Linked DNA regions of Homo sapiens: region 1 is linked to region 2. The links are chromatin loops, found by intact Hi-C in ENCODE. Cell type or tissue: Caco-2. All regions are shown on one strand. Links, peaks and the distances in the headings refer to the core of each region. The heading gives the core; the rest is flanking DNA.

Region 1 (5,386 bases), core at 166-5,165, 96 kb after region 2:
CTGCAATTGATTTGATGGTACAGCCAGGGTTGTGCGATGACTGAGATAAATACTGTTTTGTAACCAATTAACCTAACCACTTACAATGGCTGCGGCTCTATTTCTACATGAATGAATAGATCTTCTGGCTGACCAGATTTGTTATAAAGGAACATGTCAGTTAAAGTTAACATCACCAAGTCCTGTAGGGGACTTGGAGTAAAGTATGTATGAAGAATACTGCTTGGAAAGTATAGTGGTAAACACTACCTGTTGACTATGGCTACAAGTAACATGATAGAGTACTTGAGGATTTGAAGTGTAGAAGAAAAGGAGGGTGTGGTAGATTAATTGAAAAAATGGCCACAGTTATTCACCTCCTTGTATCCATACTTCTTTGCAAGGTGATTCTGATACTTTTTCCATGAAAAGGTCAAAATTATTTTCCAATCCTTAAATCTGGGTTGGCTATACCAATAGCACGTGGCAGAAGTAACATTGTGCCATTTCTTGGGCCAGGCTTCCAGAAACTTCATCCACATCCATGTTCTCTCTTGGAAACCCATTGCTGTTTTGAGAACTAGCTCAAGCTAGACTCCTGGAATATGAGAGACCAACATGGAGGAGAGCTAAGTCCCAGCTGAGGGGACTTAGTCAGTCAGTTTTGGGTACTTTGATCACAAGCAACAGAAAGAGAAACTCCAACTGTCTTAAATCCCAGCTGAAGGACTTAGCTCTAGATTTGCATTACTTGGCATTCTAGATTTGCAACCCAAATCAATCCAACAGCTAACATGGGCACATGAGGGAGCCTACCTGAAATCCTAAGAACCAACCAGTTGGGTGTAGCCCAAATTGCTGACCAACAGAACCATGAGCTAAATAGATATTGTTTTAAGTCACTAAATTCTGCATAGCTCATAAGGTAGAAAGCCTAACTGACACAGATGACATAAAATTAATCTACGTGTTCTTAACCTGAACTGGTGAGAGTTAACATAAGACTTAGTGGTTTACTAAAAACTGGATGTAGGAAGAAGAGAGTGTAAGTGTACAGTGCCTGAAATCAGACAGCATTAACTCCTTTGACAACTTAACACATCAAAATCAAAGGCTTTTTAAAAATACATGTAATCAACTAAAATTTTTCATGAAAATTATTTTTGTCAGCAAATGAGGGAAAGTTTTGTGATTCACAAGGATGGGGACCTGGGTCACATTGGTAACAGAAAACTTGTAGCACTGAACAGGAGAGCAGAGACCATAGCATTAATTTAGTAAATTTCAGTGCTATGTAAAAGGAGATGATAACCTGCTTAAAGGGGCTATAATATTTGTTTGGAATGAATATCAAATGGAAGAGTTGCATCAATCTGTCTGGTCTTTTAAGCTTCTCTCTGACTATAGGAAATGCCTTCCTGTGTATGATGTCAGCTGTTTTCTTCATTAATAGATGTGTGGCATATTTGTATTTTTGTTTTCCTGCTGGAGAGAGCTTGTAGCTCTCTCTTGGTTCTCAAAGGGATTACGATTACCAAAAGCCATCTCTTATCTCAGGTCAAGAATCCCTAAAAGAGTAACAGAAAAATTCCAAGTATGAATGCAGGATGATAGATATGTAGAGTGTGGACAAATGCTAATGCTTTAAGGATTTAGACGTTACCTCTCTTGGGCCACCGGTAGAAAAAGACGTGTAATTTATGAGGACCTTGTGCCAGATATTTCATGTGTGCCGTTTGATTTAATCCTCAAAAATGCTTTACAAGGTGGTTGCTGTTATCTTCATTTATAGATAAGCACACTAAGGCTAAAGATTACGAACTAGTCAGTCAGTTTGGGTACTTTGATCACAAGCAACAGAAAGAGCAACTCCAACTGTCTTAATACAAGAGATCAGCTCATGCAATTGCAAAAAGGTGAGTTAGGCAGAGCTTCAGTTATGGTTTGATCAGGGCTTCCAATCATTTGATCTGAGATTGTTTTAGCTTAGTCTTTCTCCTTGTTTTGGTTTTGTATTCTAGCCGCTTAGTTTGTGGTAGCTGCAGCAGGTCCAAGCCTCTGAACTGTACATATCATTTAGAATAAAAAAAAATGTATAAAAGGCTTCAGCTTCACTAAGACTGAACAAACTTAGGTCACATGTCCACTTCCGAATCAATTGCTGTGGCTGTAGAAAACCACACTCTAATTGGCTTAGGCCTTGGTTGTGTCCACATTTAAAAGATAGGATGGCAATGACTTTATACTGATTAGTTTTTGTTTTTGTTTTAAAGATGAGGTCGTCCTATGTTGCACAGGCTGGTCTTGAGCTTCTGGACTCAAAGTATCCTCCCACCTAAGCCTCTCAACTAGCCAAAAGGGACACACCACCACACTAGGCTATACTGGCTATATGGACTATTTTAAATGATCAAGTATATTACCTAGGTCATTCCCATCTAGAGCCCTTAGCTCCTACTCAGTAGCAGACAAAAGGAACAAAGGCCGTTAATAACCACCTTGTCTAGTAGGTGGTGAAAATAGCCTTTGAACCATTTTATCTCCAACTCCACCCACATTCTTTCCCTTATGCCTACACGGTCTTCATCCAGGAAGTGAGACTTGTGCCGGACCATCAGGGTTGGGCAAAGGGAGGTAATCTTAAAATGTTCACTAACTTGTAAGAGCTTTTGAGGTCTACAAATGAAAAGCATGATTTTACGTGAACTCTGAGAATTAACCGTAAGGGTTGTCCCTTTCTCCGTTGGTAGAGTTATTAGAAGACTAGCAGTCATTTGTTCTACTATCCTGACAATTCAGGGAATTTTTATAAGCAGTGATTTTTGTAAAGGAGGGGTTAAAATGACTGCTTAGACGTTGACAGTCTATCTCTAATAATGCATGTTAGAAGAGAGAAGACAAAGCTACAATTCAGCTGCTAGGTCTTGGTGATGTCATAAACACTTATGACAGCAGTAGAACTTTAAGATTGAATTACCTTCTTTGTACCCACTGAAGGAGCAGGCCTTGCTGTGTATAACACATTGTGTAAGCTAAACAGTGTTTGGCGGTTTTCACATGGCACATGGGAAGAAGGGAACTTGATCTGTGAACCCAGAAGATCATGAATCTGATAAGAAGAGAGATAATTTAACCCCGAAAATTGCTTTGGTCTCTGATATGTTATTTTCAAATTAAATAAATTAATATGTGCTGACATTTTCCTACCCTAATCTTAAGGCATCACAGTTTGATTAGTCTAATGATGAGTTTCAAGTTGAGCATTTCATTATGTAACTAAAAACACCATAGTCCAGTATCATAAAGTTAGTTAATAATTTTAAGTGCATTAAAATTTATAAGTCGAAATTCATATAGTAGGCAAGGGGGAGAGAATCAAGCCTGTTTCTTTTTCCTTAGCAATGGAACATTTGGTAGGAATATTACCAATTGAATATTCTAGGAGTAGAAAACACGGACAGTTTATTCAAGATTTGAATTAACAAGGCAAAAATACCAGCTTTGAAAATCAAGTGAGCTGTGGATGGTATATAATTGATGTCTTCAAAGCCAAGGAGAAAATGAAGTTAGCAGAACAGACGGTTGAAAATATTATTAAAATGAGTTTTTTAATAAAATTCTTTTTATTTGTGGTCACTTTTTTGATGTTCTCATTTTTGCTTAATATGAGCTCACTTAAAGGCAAGATTTTTCTCTTATTACCTTTTTTCAGGAAAAATTCAGGGTGACTAAAAAAATGAGTCATGGATTGCCTTAACTCATGGACAGTTACTGAGAAGATACTTCAATCATCAAAACATAACAAAATCTGTTTTAATTACAGTTTTGTATGTTTTTTGGTGACAGTTTTTAAAAAAGAGACTCATAAAAGCCGTTTGGCTATCTGTAGTTGTTTATAGCAGAGCTGAACGTGAAATTAAATCCAAGTTGAGGACAGACCAAAGATTCACCAAGGAAACACCCAAATCATGCTTATGTATTGACTACTGTCAGTGTTCAAAATGCAAAAAGAAAACTCATTAACTTAAATCATATAAATATATAAACATACTTAATACTAAACAAGATTTTGTCCTTCAAGATTGATTTGTTGCATTTCAGAACACTGGTAATTACTGAAGGACTTGATAGTTTCAAAAATAATAACGACTTCTGCTTTTGTCAATAGTAGCAGATCTTTGATTTTGCTGTTTTAATTCATATATACTATCAATAAAATTCATTTAACCTTCTCAGATGTGTACAGTGATCTTATTCCTCTAAAATCATCCATACATTAAAAGAAGAAAAATGATCTGATCAATTGTTGTATTGCTTTTGAATAAAGAAGTAACATTCTAATAAATTCATTATGGAGATGGTAGACCCAATGGGCCCCAACCATTAAAACAATGAAAGTTTCTTCTAGAAGTTCTTGCTGTATTCACTTTTGTCTTTTCCAGGATACTTGTGGCTTTCTTATATGTAAAACTTCCCCTTCCAAAAATTTTTCCCAAAGATAAACTTGTGGCTTGGGGTGAATTGAACTGGCTAGCCTAAGCTTGGCTGAATGATGGTGCCAACCCAGGTAGCTAGAACCTGTGAAATTTTCCCTAGCCCACGAGGCCTTATCTAGTGTAAATGGAATGCAGAAGTTATTAATGATGTACTTTGAAGCCTATTGCCCTGAGGGCACCGATTCAATTCCTGCCTATACCTAAGAGTTAAGTCCTGGAAAAATGGTGTTGCAGACAGAGGGCTGTGCAGTGATTTATGTGAAATGAGTTGGTGGTTTAAATCAAGAGCTTAGTTGACCAGAGTCCAATTCACAAAAACCACTAGTACAATTTATACCCTTGTTGGCAGTATCTTCAGAGAGCAACTTAATGTTGAATGACTGAATGATCATCTTCTACTCTGATATTTCCTGTGAAGCTTAGAGAAGAAAACACGCTTTTTGGATGACTAAGGTTTCTGCTCAGAAGAAATGAAAATGCTCACTTCCACAGTATCATTTGTTAGAAGGGCTCCATTAAACCAAAGATGCTTTATAAAGCAACTCCTCTGCGTATTTCTACCAGTAGACTTTACACAGAACTGAGTTTTACACAACCATATAATGCTTTGGTTTTTATAGATTATCATTTATTGGAGGTGAAGTGGAGCAAATAAAACTGCAGGTTTCTGTATAAGCAGACATCTAGTACTGAAGAAACAATGAGAAATAATCTTTCTTAAAAAGGGCACTTTGAATTTTAGAGTTAGAAGAATGCTTAAAATAGGAAGGAAGATATCAACATTTAATAAAACAACTCCCATAAGGAGTTATTATTTTATTTTACAAAAGAAGAGTTTAAGTACATTTGACTAATATCTCATAAGAAACAGAATTATGTCTAGAATTCAGTTTTTAAAATGCTCCTATTAA
Region 2 (5,386 bases), core at 162-5,161:
CACAGGCAGGACTACTGTGAATTTAATTCTCAGGGAAGGAGACATGGGGAGAATCATCTGAATTTAGAATTACTTAGTAGAAAGTTTTGGGATATGAAGGCAAAGAAAATTGGAACATAAAATATTCTGATCATCTTCTTCACAAGACGTGTTCCAGAACACAGGAAGATAGGATCAATCCAGTTGTGCCAAATATTGATAAGCTGTGGCTCTTAGTTAAATATTCATGACAAGGATGTTGGCTTTTATCCAGGGGCACAATAGTTTGCTTTGTTTGGGGTAGGTGATGCCATTCACACTTTCTCAGAATAAACACAGATGACTCCAAATTGGATCATCTGGGACTTGGATATTAGTAGTCTTTGCAAACTTTGGTTGGGCAGTGCTCTTCAGGGAAAATTTAGTTGGCCTTTTTTGAAGGGCTTGTTTCTGCAAGGGGTACCATCAGAGGGACCTTTGGAGTGTGGGGACAACTGTCTCATAGCTTGCCAGAACATAGATGTTCTGGCCTCTGAGCAAAACAAATGAGGGGTTCCTGGATGACTCCATCTTGGTGGAATGGTCTATTTTGAAGAATGTTTTAATTAGTAGGTTGTAACTAGGACTGGCCTTAGGGAAGCCCAAATCTTTTGCTGCCTTCATTTGTAAAGGCCAGAGCTCACAACCTGATTGCCAAAGTAAGAAAGAAGCTCATGATTATGTGTCATCAAGCAAGTAACTGTGGAAAATTGGAGCTTCATCTCTCTGGGTGACTCTGTGAGGCAGGGTAGAACATGTATCTTAGAGTTATTCTGCCCATGAGGCAAGAGCTGGGGCATTAACCCCTGACATTCATTGGGGAGGAGGTGCTCCTTTTGGTATTGGACATCAATTTTTTTGTGTGTTTCCAGCTTACAATGTAAATGGGCAGAGTGGGTTCCAGCAGCCAGAGACAGAGAGTCTCCAGGCAAAGAATCTCAGGAGCTGGCTGGCTCTATTACCAATCACGCAAATGGTAAGTGTAGATGGGATCTGAATAGAGCATGGATAACATCTGTGACACAGTCCTTTGCAATGGGGGCAATGGCAGGTGAAGAAGACAGGAGGAAAAGGGTGGGATAAATGAGGGAGAGTTTTTAAGAAGAACCCCAGTCTAGCCTATACCCAAGGCCTCACAAAGTCTCTGAAAGTTATTCCCTTGGAGTTGTGTCCCACAGTCTCTAACCGAGAGCTGTTCAATATAAATGAGGATCAGTAATGTAAAGTAACTGAGAGCCCCAAAGTTGAGCTTCTTGGTAGTCAGTGAAATCTCTGAATGCAATTGTTGGTGTGTGGATTCCTATGTTTATTTTTATAGTCCTTTTTATTCATTGAAATACAAAGACAAGAAGAGTTAAGAACCACAGTTTTAGAACTTACAGATAAAATTGAAGTGCATTTGTTTTGTTTTAGCTTTTTGGATATTTGAAACCACTCACTTCAGTCATTTCTTTTGTCATTTTAATGAATTATTTGTGTTCTCCGTTTTCTTTCAATTTCTATATAGCGATTTCAACTGAATAAATTTTAAGTATTCTGGATCTGACATACAGAAATAATGCACAGATTTTCAAAATGTTGAGTTTTGTTTGTTTCTCTTTATATCAGTGGGATTTTCTCTTCTACATATCTGGAAATAAATAGGCTTCTGTTATCATTTTATACATTTATAATATCTATAACCATATAGTTCTTAAATGGCATATAATTATCTGGGTATAAATGATCAGACTAATGCATGTCGCCTTTTTGGGTTAATAGTTAGGGGTATGTGTGTATGAATCCCACTCCCCCAACTTTGTTTTTCTACTGAGTTTTAATGATAAATCAATGAGGCTGGGTGCAGTGGCTCACGCCTGTAATCCCCGCACTTTGGGAGGCTGAGCGGACAGATCACGAGGTCAAGAGAGCGAGACCATCTGGTCAACATGGTGAAACCCCGTCTCTACTAAAAATACAAAAATTAGCTGGGTGTGGTGGTGAGAGCCTGTAGCCTGAGCTACTTGGTAGGCTGAGGCAGGAGAATCGCTTGAACCCGGGAGGCGGAGGTTGCAGTGAGCCAAGATCGTGCTATTGCACTCCAGCCTGGGCGACAGAGCAAGACTCCATCTCAAAAAAAAAAAAAAAAGATAAATCAATTATATCAATATAATTTTTATTTCCATATATTTACATAATCTCTTGTCTCTCACACACACACACTTTGAACATGAATTTTTCACAGAAATTAAGAACATACAATCAGCTTTTTGCTCATCATATTTCACATTTGGCATTTTAGAGAGGAAAGTGTGTCTTCAGATCTCTGGATCTGAGTTGCTAATAGGAGGGTTGTGATGGGGAGGGTAAAGGGGACTTTGGTAGCATCTCACATAGTAACAATGGCAGCTAGTCTTAAAATAGCTGAAGAAGTTAGAAGGTAGAAGATTCTACATCTGAAAGTTCCAGAGAATATTAGGGCTTTGCCCCAAACCCAAACCTCTTTTAAGACAGATGTGAGATTTTTGTTCCATTGGACAGAGAGTAGCCAAGTTGGCATTGGTTTCATTGATAAGGTAGGTCAAGTCTATCTTATCAAAAAGAGACAAATTCTTATCCACAGAAGAGTTAAATACTAAAATTTTACTCACAAGTTCATGCTGCATCATTTCATTTCTTTGTAAAATATTCATTGAGCACCTAATATGCTCCAAGTACCTATCGTTCTAGGTGCCAGCTCTCAATAGCTATTCCTACCCTCTTAATTTACCTGAAAGTAAAGGCCATGAAGCTCTGCTTCCTGCACTTCTCTGTTTTTTGCCTACAGGTGGGCGGGCATGTATACACTTGTTAATCATTTACCTGGGCCTTGAACTCTTGGGAGAAGCATTCTAAGCATGGAAAGAATTCTACTAAGAATTGCCTATCGATCAACTACCCTTTAGAATTTTTGAAAGGCCAGCTTTATTTGCACATGTAATCCTCTAAGGAACACAGATATTCTAATCTAAAGCATGAAAAACAGTAATTCATTGTTGTACTCAAGCAAGGTATAAACCACGGGAAATGATGCTTTAACAGAATAATGGTGTCAAATAATTAGGGCTTCTAGGGATTTGGAGCCAAGTCCTGCCTCAATCATTTCCTGGCTATGGAGCAAGTTCTATAATCAGAGTTGGGCCACTGGGGCCTCTGCACTGTACCCTGTGCTCTAACAGGCCATGTCTGTTAGATTTGCATTTCTCCCCATTCATCCTGCTCCTCATGGAGGCAAGAAGTTCACAAGGCTAGGGAACATACCCACCTAAAACCCACACTGTCCTTTCAGAATATGCTTGGAGTAACCTTGACCAGGATCCACTGCTAAAACTGCCCTTAGTCCTTCTTAGGGCCTGCAGGGGACTCTTCTCTCAGTTTGTCCTCCAGAGGGTGAATTGCACTACTGGCATACACACTTTTAAGCCTGAGGAGTGGCGAAGGGGCAGCTGTTTACTGGGTGGTAATGCGTAGAGGAATCTTGGGTAGGTAGCCTGCACTAGATAATAGATACAAGGCAATTAGACAGTCCATGTTCAGCAAACATTTGCTATAAGTTTGATCACTGGTAAAAAATAAGCCAACATCCATAATGTCTAAATTGTTTCTTTCTACATCTGATAAAAAGAGAGGAAAAGGTTAGCATGAGATTGAGCCATGGTGACTGGGTGCATTTATTGTATTCTAAGAGACAGACCTCCTGCATGGACATTTAGCTGTAGTTACATAGAATGGGGCATGGTTAATCAGGTTTTTCAATTAATTTTATTTAAAAATTTTCCATCCCCAGTGTGTAGAAGAGGGGCATACCTTTAGATAAAGACAGAACGTAAATTGTGTGAAGGAGAAGAAAAAAATATCAAATGCACTCTGAAAGCATACAGGGAAAGATGATAAGAAAATATTTGATATATTATGCCCTTCAGAGATACCTTATCAAAGTCTGGGTCAGCTTCATTGGTTTCACAAAATAGTCTTGTTATGGGGACATTTTCCAGGGACAGCCAGTCCTGTGACAGTTGTTTTTGGGGTTTCAAGTTCAAGAGAGATTACTGTCTCCAAAGCATCATTTTAAAAGACTTTTTTAAATGGCAGGGGGTAGGTAATTTAATCTATACATTGTTGTAAAAACGGGCACATGGGCTTTGGGTTGCTATAGCAATCAGGCAGCTCAAGCAACAGGAACCAGGTGAAGCTTTGCTGCATACATGATGTGAGTGACAGAGGCTGAGGTGGAGAAGGAAGAGGAAATCTCATCGAGTGTATAGTCAATAGCAAATGCTTTCAAAGTGAAAATGCTCAGTGGCAAGTGACTTCAAAAGCTGCAAGGTGGTGTCCAGACCAAAAAAAGCATCCCCTTTAGGGCCCTGGCTGCTGAAAATTTTTAGGATCAGTAATGAAGTGTTGTCTTATGTTAGGTTCCCCAGATGCAGAGTTTGAGACAAGAATTTAGTGCACATGATTTATTGAAGTCCTCTGAGGAGAGAGACAGTGATGGAAGTAGGATGGGTCCGGAAAGATGTTGAGCAAGTGTATAGGCTTAGCTGGAGTTGAGTTTCAGCCTCATCTCATGGGGAGCTCTACAGTTTGATCTTACCTTAAGGTCAGAAAACTGTTTCTATTTATTTATTAAATTCACTATCAGTTGATTATTGGATATCTCTCCATAGCCCCCATCAGGAGCAGGAAAGTGTAACCTTTCAGGCAAAGTGGCTCTGGTTTGGCCAAGGGAAATTATCCAAATAAGGGGCAACTGTAAAACACTCACAGCAGCTGGGGAATGGGCAGAGTAGCCTGTTAAAGAAAACTGGGGTGGGGAACCCAGAACGTCCATTACAAGCATTGTGATATGTGATTATATGTGTGTGCATGTATGTGTATATGCATAGATTTAACTTCTAGCCTTAGGATTATGCTTACATAATCATGTTTCTGGGAATCACAAATATGGGTTTCAAATATGATTACATCTATTTACATGTAGATATATTTAGTCCACTTATGAGTATTAAAAAGACTTATGGCATAGCTGAAGTCTTTCCAGAGTGCTGAATTCCTACTCTGTACAAAGCTGTATACTCTGGGACAACATTCAGTCCCAATTGTGTAAACCCTAGTACTAATCCATGGGATTTGGCTTTACCTTCATGCTAGGGAGTGAGTTGAGAACAAGGACTGTCTTTAGGGTAGAGAAGTGGGAGGTTTGCATTAAACCTTTGAAGATACGCTGCAGAAGAGTCTTCCACTGACTTCATTAGAATTATAAGGAAAGAGAGAGAAAATTCTTCCTCTGGCTTTTCTTTTGGTGAAATGGGCTGAGGATGCAGGCAGCTTGAATCCATTTCCCCTCCCC

The links. Peaks named below come from ENCODE experiments on the same cell type or tissue, not always from the same donor. Only the 100,000 strongest peaks of a DNase experiment are listed, where the experiment ranks them.
Region 1: a loop joins it to region 2, with 9 times the contacts of the local background. A loop is called at or near these places in 1 of 110 quality-filtered maps.

What each region holds. Positions count from the first base shown.
Region 1 is chr20:11,043,073-11,048,458 of GRCh38, forward strand. No RefSeq gene overlaps it. Among named protein-coding and RNA genes, the nearest start is that of LINC02871, 19 kb to the left of the region's middle. In Caco-2, for the core only: no CTCF peak of the experiment used is centred there; DNase peaks (open chromatin) are centred at 1,679, 2,569 and 4,619.
Region 2 is chr20:10,947,203-10,952,588 of GRCh38, forward strand. No RefSeq gene overlaps it. Among named protein-coding and RNA genes, the nearest start is that of LINC02871, 77 kb to the right of the region's middle. In Caco-2, for the core only: no CTCF peak of the experiment used is centred there; a DNase peak (open chromatin) is centred at 2,819.